Linked DNA regions of Homo sapiens: region 1 is linked to region 2. The links are chromatin contacts, found by Hi-C or POLR2A ChIA-PET in ENCODE. All regions are on one chromosome and are shown on one strand. The core of a region is the stretch at or near the end of the contact, and the rest is flanking DNA. Distances in the headings are between cores, read along the strand shown.

Evidence for each region. A loop is a pair of places that touch in the nucleus more often than their neighbours do. ChIA-PET counts read pairs that join two places held with the same protein, here RNA polymerase II (POLR2A). Pooled maps may share reads with other maps.
Region 1: a pooled map shows a loop between it and region 2 (2.7-fold over the local background). The contact joins the enhancer-like site here to the promoter of RNF208 in region 2. A Hi-C loop is called at or near these places in 2 of 50 pooled maps. POLR2A ChIA-PET finds 5 or more read pairs at or near these places in 2 of 52 experiments (HEK293 and endothelial cell of umbilical vein).

Annotation. Positions count from the first base shown.
Region 1 is chr9:137,323,511-137,328,861 of GRCh38, reverse strand. EXD3 (exonuclease 3'-5' domain containing 3) reads left to right here. Exons shown (of 22, transcript NM_017820.5): 18 at 4,719-4,772; 19 at 5,006-5,137. Among named protein-coding and RNA genes, the nearest start is that of NRARP, 24 kb to the right of the region's middle. Within about 2 kb of position 1,986, at least 3 of the 41 ENCODE cell types and tissues checked have a DNase peak (open chromatin) inside an H3K27ac peak, as active enhancers do.
Region 2 is chr9:137,219,385-137,224,421 of GRCh38, reverse strand. RNF208 (ring finger protein 208) reads left to right here and starts at 2,182. Exons shown (of 2, transcript NM_031297.7): 1 at 2,182-2,433; 2 at 2,684-4,163. The coding sequence starts at 3,210. The coding sequence ends at 3,995. RefSeq lists silencers at 930-1,279, 1,590-1,639, 2,580-2,629 and an enhancer at 4,998-5,037.

The sequences.
Region 1 (5,351 bases), core at 737-3,236, 100 kb before region 2:
CCCCGTGTAGCCCCGTGTAGTCCCGTGTAGTCCCGTGTGACCCTGTGTAGTCCCGTGTAGCCCCGTGTAGTCCCGTGTAGTCCCGTGTAGCCCCGTGTAGTCCCGTGTAGTCCCGTGTAGCCCCGTGTAGTCCCGTGTAGTCCCGTGTAGTCCCGTGTGACCCTGTGTAGTCCCGTGTAGCCCCGTGTAGTCCCGTGTAGTCCCGTGTAGTCCCGTGTAGCCCCGTGTAGTCCCGTGTAGTCCCGTGTAGCCCCGTGTAGTCCCGTGTAGTCCCGTGTAGCTCCTGTGTAACTAGTCTGTTTCTTCCCTTTGACCCGTTTCCTTTGGTTTTTTCCCGTATATTTACTTTATTTACCAGTTGTGTTTGTTTTTACTTTTGTTTTTACTCATCATATAGGTGTATATTAGTTGTTTTTACTCATCATATGAGTGTATATTAGTTGTTTTTACTCATCATATGAGTGTATATTAGTTGTTTTTACTCATCATATGGGTGTTTATTCGTTGTTTTTACTCATCATATGAGTGTATATTAGTTGTTTTTACTCATCATATGGGTGTTTATTCGTTGTTTTTACTCATCATGTGGGTGTTTATTTGTTGTTTTTACTCATCATGTGGGTGTATATTTGTTGTTTTTACTCATCATATGGGAGTATATTAATTGTTTTACTCATCATATTGGTGTATATTAGTTGTTTTTACTCATCATGTCGGTGTTTATTCGTTGTTTTTACTCATCATATGGGTGTATATTAGTTGTTTTTACTCATCATATGGGAGTATGTTAGTTGTTTTTACTCATCATGTGGGTGTTTATTCGTTGTTTTTACTCATCATATGGGAGTATATTAGTTGTTTTACTCATCATATGGGTGTATATTAGTTGTTTTTACTCATCATATAGGAGTATATTAGTTGTTTTACTCAGCATATGGGAGTATATTAGTTGTTTTTACTCATCATGTGGGTGTTTATTCATTGTTTTTATTCATCATGTGGGAGTATATTCGTTGTTTTTACTCATCATATGGGTGTATATTAGTTGTTTTTACTCATCATGTGGGTGTATATTTGTTGTTTTTACTCATCCTATGGGAGTATATTAGTTGTTTTTACTCATCATGTGGGTGTATATTTGTTGTTTTTACTCATCATATGAGTGTATATCAGTTTTTTACTCATCATATAGGTATATATTGGTTGTTTTTACTCATCATATGGGTGTATATTTGTTATTACCACGAAGTAACTACTTTCTGTTTCCCTTTTTTTCTTTCTTTTTGTGGTAAAACATACATAACACGAAATTGACCATTTTAACCATTTTTAAGTGTACAATTCAGTGGCATTAGCACATTCACTGTATCACATATCCATCACCACCACCCCTTTCCAGAACTGGGTATCATCCCAAAGACTCCATACTGGCCGGGCGCGGTGGCTCACACCTGTAATCCCAGCACTTTGGGAGGCCGACGCGGGCGGATCACAAGGTCAGGAGGTCGAGACCATCCTGGCTAACATAGTGAAACCCTGTCTCTATTAGAAATACAAAATATCAGCGGGCCGTGGTGGAGGGCGCCTATAGTCCCAGCTACTCAGGAGGCTGAGGCAGGAGAATGGCGTGAACCCGGGAGGCAGAACTTGCAGTGAGCCAAGATCGTGCCACTGCACTCCAGCCTGGGCGACAGAGCAAGACTCTGTCTCAAAAAAAAAAAAAAAAGACTCCGTACCAATAGTTATCTCCCCTCCCCTCCTTCTAGCCCTGGTGGCCACTGTTCCACTTTCTGCCTCTATGAATTGACCTGTCCTAGGTACCTCGTAGACGTGGAATCATATAGTATCTGCCCATTTGTATCTGGCATCTTTCACTCGGCGTGTCGTAAGGGTTTATTCACGACGTAGCCTGTGTCGGAACGTCCTTCCTTTTTTTTTTTGAATGTGGCTGCTACGAACACTGATGTATGAGGATGTGCTTGAGTTCCTGCTTTCAGTTCTTTTGCATATACAGCTAAAGGTGAAACTGCTGAATCCTCTACTGACTCTGTGTTTAACTTCTTGAGGAACCTTCACACTGTTTTCCACGGCGGCCACACCATTTACCTTCCCGCCAGTGACGCATGAGAGTTCAGTTTATCCACATCCCACCAACATTTATTTCCCTTTTTTTTTATAAAGGCCACCCTAATGGATGTGATGTCTCACTGTGGTTTTTATTTGCATGTCGCTCATGACGAATAATGTAGAGCATCTTTTCATGTGCTTATTGGCCACGCGTATATCTTTGAAGAAGTGTCTATTTAAGTCCTTTGCCAACTGTTTTTTTTCTTTTTGAGATAAGGTCTCACTTTGTTACCCAGGCTGGAGTGCAGTGACACGATCACAGCTCACAGCAGCCTCAGCCTCCCAGGCTCAGGCCATCCTCCCGCCTCAGCCTCCCAAAGTATTGGGATTACAGGCGTAAGGCACCGTGCCCTGCCCTTCAATTTTTAAACTGGATTATTTGCTTTTCTGTTGTTGAATTATAGGGTTCCTCCTATACTCTGGATATCAACCCCTCGTCAGATACGTGATTTGCAAATACCGACGTCTCCACCCTGAGGTGTTTTATTCCTCCAGAGTGTCCTACGTGTACATTTCACTGTAATGAGGGTCCAGTCGCTCCAGTGTTTCTTTTGCTGCCTTTGCTGCGGTGTCATATCGAAGAAATCCTGGCCAAATACAGCGCCAGGAAGTGTTCCCCTGTGTCTTCTTCTAAGAGTCTTTTTTTTTTTTTTTTTGAGACAGGTTCTCACTTTGTAGCCCAGGCTGGAGTCTGATGGCGCAAACACGGCCCACTGCAGCCTTGACCTCCCGGCTCAGGTGATCATCCCACGTCGACTTCCTAAGTAGCTGGGACTACAGGCACGCCTGGCTAGTTTTTTTATTTATTGCAGAGATGGGGTTTTGCTCTGTTGCCCAGGCTGGTCTAGGACTCCTGGACTCAAGCAATCTACCCATCGCAGCCTCCCAAAGTGCTGGGATTACAGGCACGAGCCGCCTTGCCCAGCCTCTTCTAAGAGTTTTATAGTATTAGCTCTGATGTTTTTGAGTTGGTCTTGCACTCTTAAAGATAACTAACGATTTGGCCGGGTGCGGTGGCTCACACCTGTAATCCCAGCACTTTAGCAAGCCAAGGCAGACAGATCACCTGAGGTCAGGAGTTTGAGACCAGCCTGGCCACCATGGAGAAACCCCGTCTCTACTAAAAATACAAAAATTAGCTGGGTGTGCTGGTGCATGCCTGTAGTCCCAGCTACTTGGGAGGCTGAGGCATGAGAATCGCTTGAACTCGGGAGGCAGAGCTTGCAGTGAGCCGAGATTGTGCCACTGCACTCCAGCCTGGGCGACACAGTGAGACTCCATCTCAAAAAAAAAAAAGTTAACTGATGATTTTAAGGAACCATTCTGAATGCATGGAAAGGTGTCCCGTGTCCTCCTCCGCACCTGTTCCCTGGCTGGCATGTTGCCCCCCTGTGGTGTGGGAGCCCTGCTGGCTCCTGAGTCCTTGGATGTGACACTTGGCTCTTCACTGTTGCTTTCTGCAGCATCTAGACGCTCCGGCCTCGTTGTCTGCATTTCTACCTTAGATCTGGAATCAGTCATTTCTCCAAAAAGCTCGGGCTCCTTTTAGTGTAAAATGTATGTAGAAACCAGTTTTGGGTACAGGGCACTCCCGGCGATGGGATTGGGTCTTGTCTCTAGGCCTTTGCAGTGGACTGTGTGGAAATACACTTTTAAAAATATATATAACATACATCAGAAATTCATACTGAAGCTTTCTATTCAGATCTGGAGTTTTCTTGTAAGCTTAATATGCTTAATTTTGGCCAGGCGCGGTGACTCACACCTGTAATCCCAGCACTTTGGGAGGCCGAGGCGGGCAGATCACGAGGTCAGGAGATCGAGACCATCCTGGCTAACACGGTGAAACCCCGTCTCTACTAAAAATACAAAAAATTAGCCAGGCACGGTGGCTGGCGCCTGTAGTCCTAGCTACTTGGGAGGCTGAGGCAGGAGAATGGCATGAACCCAGGAGGCGGAGCTTGCAGTGAGCCAAGACAGCGCCACTGCACTCCGGCCTGGGCGAAAGAGCGAGACTCCGTCTAAAAAACAAAAAAAATCCTTAATTTTAATTTTGTATCTCCTTTGTCAGCTGAAAACTCTCATACTCACAAAATCAGCAAAATGATCCATCTGTTTTATGCCACAGTTCATACAAAGCTTTGGGAAGAGCCACGTCGACACTGTCACCCAGAGCATCGTCATTGCAGGGTTTTCTTCATTTTTGATGTGTAGTTGGCTCCCTATGAGCTAGGGGCAAGTTACTGTGTTTTCAAATCTCTACAGAGTCTCTTGGAATACTTCTGTGTATGTTTTATGTATTTCATTTTCTTCTGCTTTTGAGGGATGGCTTTTTAAATTCAATTTTGTTTCTAATTATGAAAAAAAAATGTTTGCGTGGTGCCAAGATTAAATCTATACAATGAGGCGACACCCAGGACCCGGCAGAGGGCTCCTCACCACCCAAGACCCCAGGCAGAGGCCACCCTGGAGGACAAAAGGGGCCTGGGGCAGGGCCACGATCCGGGGAGCTAGGGGGTGGCGAGCAGAGGTGGCCCAGTCCAGGAGCACGGAGCTGCCCCCTTTATGTGCTGGTCGCACCTCCCACACAGGTTGCCAGGCAGGAGGGGAGGATCATTCTGACGTCGGGGCAGCCATTCCACAAGGTGAGTGTCCCAAAGATAAGCTCAGTGGGCCTGAGCCCCATCTTCCCAAGCCCCCAGCCCCTCGGCCACCCCCACCTCAGGGTCAGCTTGCCGTGGGGCCGACCCCCAGCGCCTCTGCCGTACCCCTGGTGGGCCGAGAGAAGGCTCCTGCCCCATGCTGGCGGAGGCGGGCTGGGCCTGGGCAGGTGCTGGGCTCTGCACTGCCCCTCAGTAGCCGAGCCGTGTCTTTGCAGCTCCGGGCCCAGGTCGGGGCTGGGCGCTGCCTCTCGGTCGACTGCTCCCTGAAGGCCCAGCAGCAGGCCAAGGCTGTGCTCAAGCATTTCAACGTGCGTGTCACCCACGCAGACATCTTCAGCCGCTGCCAGGTGGGTCCTGCGCACCCCGTCCTACCTGGGGCTGGCACAAGATCTGGAGCTACGGGGGTGTCCAGGGAGGTGGGCCCCACCCTAGACAGTGGTGGGTCTGGGGTGGGGTGTCGGCAGAGCATCCCTCGTGGTCCAGGGTGAGGTGTCGGCAGAGCATCCCTCGTGGGTCCGGGGTGAGGTGTCGGCAGATCATCCCTCGTGGGTCCGGGGTGAG
Region 2 (5,037 bases), core at 933-3,432:
GGTCTCACTCTGCCATCCAGGCTGGGGTGCAGTGGCATGATCTGGCTCACTGCGGCCTCAACCTCCTGGGCTCTAGTGATCCTCCCACCTCAGCCTCTTGAGTAGCTGGAAGGACTACAGGTGCACCACCACGCCGGCTAATTCTTTATAGAGATGTAGGTCTCACTATGTTGCCTAGGCTCATCTCAAACTCCTGGACTGAAGTGATCCGCCTGCCTCCACCTCCCAAAGTGCTGGATTCCAGGCGTGAGCCAGCGTGCCCAGTGGCTTTTCTGCTTTTTTCACTGATAAAAAATGTTTGATTTGCACGTTTTGTCACAGGTCTTATCTTACAATCAGTGACACGGGCTTTAGACACTACTGACATTTTTAGCTCATTTCTCAAACTGCAGTTACCCTCTGGCTGGCGGGCGTGGGGGCCACACGCGCCCCCCCAGCGTCCCCACCTTGGGCCCCCCGCCTCCAGCCGAACCCAGGCTCCATCTGCACCGGCGCAGGCAGGGGTGCAGCGGGCACTGGCGAGTGCCGCGGGGACGACCCACGGCAGTGGGGCCCTTGGGGCCCAGGGGAGCACCAGGAAGGGCGGGTTCCAGTCAGACGTGGCCTGTGTAGGGCCAGTCAGACCGGTCGGGACATGAGTTCAGGCAACCCGGCCCCGATTTGGGGAGAACTGGGTGCTCCTGGGGACCCAAAACTTGAGAGGCCGGCGACGGAAGTCCACTGCGCAGGCGCCGGAAGTCCCGCCCACCTCCCTGCCTGCCACTTGAGTGGCGCCTATGGCGCATGCGCAAACAAGGCAGGAACCGGCCGTGGAAATATTATTGCCCAGAAGCCCACGCGCTCCGGGGTTTCCCGAAAGACCCGGTTCGGATGTGACCAATACTCGGCTTGGGGTTCTCCAGCTCTGAATGGCGGGTCTGAAAAGGCCTGGCCTGGGGGGCGGGGCCTCGTGGCGGGGGCGGGATCTCATCCCCTACGGGGTGGGGTCTCGCTGAGGGGGCGGGGCCTGCGGCCTGGTGCTTCCTCGGGCGCACGCCGGGTCGGTGAGCAGAGTCTGCGGCGGAGCTGGGCTCCCGGCCCTCCCCAGGCCCAGGCTGCCTCAGTTGCCCCACCATCTTGCCAGGGCCCCGTAAGGACCCCTCCAGCAGCGCCCCTGTCACCCGCACACCTCTCCCTATTGCTCTTCTGAGTGACACTCGCCCGAGGCCCCACAGAGGGGCCAAGCCAGACCCTATGCGCAGGGCTGCTCCTCCAGCCTGTTTTGCCCACGCGAGCTCCCGCACCAGCGGCACCGTCCCCTCTGGGCTCAGCACTCTGCAGGCCCTGGGGCTCTGCCTAGAGCAGGTGCGGTCTGGCCAGTCCAGCGGAGAGAGGAGCTGAAGGAGGCCAGGATGTCCAGGGCCAGGTGCGGGGCCAGAGCTGGTCACAGCGTGGCAGCGGAGGCCCTCGAAGCCCTGGTCCCCTGCCTCACGGTGACCAGCAAGCCCGAGGGCTCCACAGGCAGAAGGCGGACCCAGGAGGGCAGGGAAGCCCCGGGTGAGGAAGCGGAGAGGCCCGGGCCTGCGCGCTGGAGTGCCAGGGGCCACCCTGTCCGGGCAGGTGCGGTCCTCAGGGCCGCCTCCACCCCGCACTGGGCTGCCAGCCTGTCCTTCGCGCACTCCCACCGGACCCGTCCGTCCACCGGCCTCGGCCTTCTGATCCGCTCCGCCCGCCCCGCTCTTGCCCCTTAGAGTCACAGCGATCTATCTGAGCTACGGCACCGGGCACAGGCGGAGCTGGAGGACTCGGGGCCTTCCCATGGGGCGGGGGGCCGGGGACGGGGGAAGGCACCGGTGGGCCCTGGAACCAGCTCCCCTGGGATCCTCCGCGCAGGTCCCCTCCCTCTCACTCCAGAGTCCTGAGGCCTCCTACTGTGAGGGAGGAGAACAGCCGGATTCTCCTCCTGAATCTGGGGGGGCGGGGGCTTGACCAGGACCCAGGATCAGCCTGGAGAGAACTGGGGGCGACGCGGGGGTCCTGCCCCCCACGCAGTCCGCGGGCGAGAGCGACGCCGGGAGCGGACCGAGGGGCGGCCGGGAGGCTGGCCCCGCCCCGCGGACCCCGCGCGGGTCCCCAGACGGGGGGTGGCGCTGCGGGCGCGGGCGGGCGCCGCGCGCACTGCGGTCCCCGCGCCTCCGCCGCAGAGCGCGCCACGCTCCGCACGCACCTGCCGCCGTCGCCGCCGTGCCGAAACCCGCGCCCCGCGCCCCACGCCCGCGCCCGCGCCCCTCGGTGCCGCCCGGGCCCCGCCATCGCCTGAGGTCGCTGCGGCCGCCGCCGGAGCCGCCGGAGCCCCCCGAGCTGCCGGGCCGAGGCGCGGGCGCCGCGTCCGGGCCTGCCTTTGAGACAACCTCTGCGGCGGCGGCGCGCGGCCGGGACGCCAGGCTGGGGCAGGTGAGCGCAGGGGGCGGGGGCCGGGGGCGGACTCAGCGCCCCTCCCCACGCGACGGGGGTCGGCCCTCGGGAAGGTGCGTCTGGCCTTGGAGGCGGGGACCGGGGAGGGGGTTGGGTTCTGAGGCCCGCGGAGGTCGGGATCCCACGGCTGAGGTCAGGGTCAGAGGTCGGGCGCCCGGTCCTTTGTGCAGGGCGAGGGCTAGGGTGGGGGTGGCCGGGGCACTGCCCTCATGCCGTCTCTCACCTGCAGCTCAGGCCTGGCCCAGGCCTCGCCTCTGCTCCTGCCGCGGAGCCTGCCGCCCCGGTCCTCCTGCAGCCAGCGCTTCGGCTAGCTGCCTTCCCTGGGCGCCCTGTCCTGGAGCCATGGGGCCCACCCAGCCCCTGCCTGCCCCGATGTCCCGGCCCGCGGCCTGCTGACCTCGGCTGCAGGGGGAGCCCCCCCCGCGCCCCCTCGCCAGCCTCAGCAGCCAGAGACCCTGGGTGAGACCCTGGGCCAGACCCCCAGCCCAGGGCAGCCTCCCACCCCTCCCTGCCCCCGCCTGCCTCCCCCTCCCCCACCCCTTCCTCCTCCTCCCAGGACTGGACCAGAGAAGCCACTGTGGCCACTGGGGGGGGCCCTGCACCCCCAACTCTCGCCGGCTGTCCCTAGGAGTCCACGGGCCGTCCGGGGCCCCCCCCAGGCCTGGCGGGACCAGGATGCTGCCCTGTCACCTGCCCCCCAGCCCCACACAACGCCCCCACCCACCCGAACATCCAGTCTGACTGGAGACAGCCGGATGCCCTCTGACCCCGGGCCCGAGGCGGGCAGTGGCTGGCCGGGCCTCCTCATGTCCTGCCTGAAGGGTCCCCATGTCATCCTCAAGATGGAGGCCATGAAGATTGTCCACCCTGAAAAGTTCCCTGAGCTACCGGCTGCCCCCTGCTTCCCGCCTGCTCCCCGGCCCACCCCAACTCTGGCACCCAAGCGTGCCTGGCCCTCAGACACAGAGATCATTGTCAACCAGGCCTGTGGGGGGGACATGCCTGCCTTGGAAGGGGCACCCCATACCCCGCCACTGCCACGGCGGCCCCGTAAGGGAAGCTCGGAGCTGGGCTTTCCCCGCGTGGCCCCAGAGGATGAGGTCATTGTGAATCAGTACGTGATTCGGCCTGGCCCCTCGGCCTCGGCGGCTTCTTCGGCGGCGGCAGGCGAGCCCCTGGAGTGCCCCACCTGTGGGCACTCCTACAATGTCACCCAGCGGAGGCCCCGCGTGCTGTCCTGCCTGCACTCTGTGTGTGAGCAGTGCCTGCAGATTCTCTACGAGTCCTGCCCCAAGTACAAGTTCATCTCCTGCCCCACCTGCCGCCGTGAGACTGTGCTCTTCACCGACTACGGCCTGGCCGCGCTGGCTGTCAACACGTCCATCCTGAGCCGCCTGCCGCCTGAGGCGCTGACGGCCCCATCCGGGGGTCAGTGGGGGGCTGAGCCCGAGGGCAGCTGCTACCAGACCTTCCGGCAGTACTGTGGGGCCGCGTGCACCTGCCACGTGCGGAACCCACTGTCCGCCTGCTCCATCATGTAGTAGCGCCTGCCTGCCCGCCACTGCCCGCTGAGCCTCGCTCGCTGCTTCTTCAGGGACCCGGCCCTGCCCTGCCGCCCGCTGACCCTTCCTTCCCCACCATGGCTTCCGGCCCCACCCCGAGTGGCATTGTCGCTGCAGCCAACTTTGCCATTAAAACTCTTTGCCAAAGTTTGCACCTGTTCCTGGACTGAAGCTTGCTCCTGTGGGCTGTGCTCAGGCCTGGGCCTAGGGTGGGCACCCAGGGCTGCAACCCAGAGAGGGCCCAGCTTGGAGCTGCCAGAGAGAGGCCCAGCGCTGCTCGGGTTGGGCCTGCCCTGCGCACTGGGGGCCAGGCTGGGCTGTGCATGCAGCTCAGGAGGGCCGGGTGGGCTGTGTCGGTGCAAACCCCCACACGTACAGAGTGGGCTGCTTGTGTGCGCCTGGCAGGACTACCTGGTGGGTGTGCAGAGACACCCCAGCTGGGCAGAGAGGACATTTTCAATGGTGTGGGGGTGCCTGTGTGGGGGACAACTCAGTTGATTTCCCTCCTGGTGCCCATCTGGACCTGAGCACCCACCTGGGTCTTCCAGGGTTGTGTGGGAGTAGCCTTTGGGCATGTGCAGGAGTTAGGGACAAAGACTGGCTGAAATGGTGGTAGGGGAATAAGGACCCAGCGCCTCCTGTCTGGCACCTGGACCACTTGGGTGGGAGGAAGAGCCCGCCCCAGGCTGGGTGCGGTGTCTCACGCCTGTAATCCCAGCACTTTGGGAGGCCAAGGCGGATGGATCACCTGAGGTCAGGAGTTCAAAACCAGGCTGGCCAACGTGGTGAAACCTCTTCTCTACTAAAAATACAAAAAAAATTATCCAGGTGTGGTGGTGCATGTCTGTAATCCCAGCTATTCAGGAGGGTGAGGCAAAAGAATTGCTTGAACTCGGGAGGTGGAGGTTGCAGTGAGCAGAGATCGTGCCACTGCACTCTAGCCTGAGTGACTAAGTGACGCTCTGTCTCAAAAAAAAAAAAAAAAAAAAAAAGCCCGCCCAGATGGTGAAGATGGGGTAAC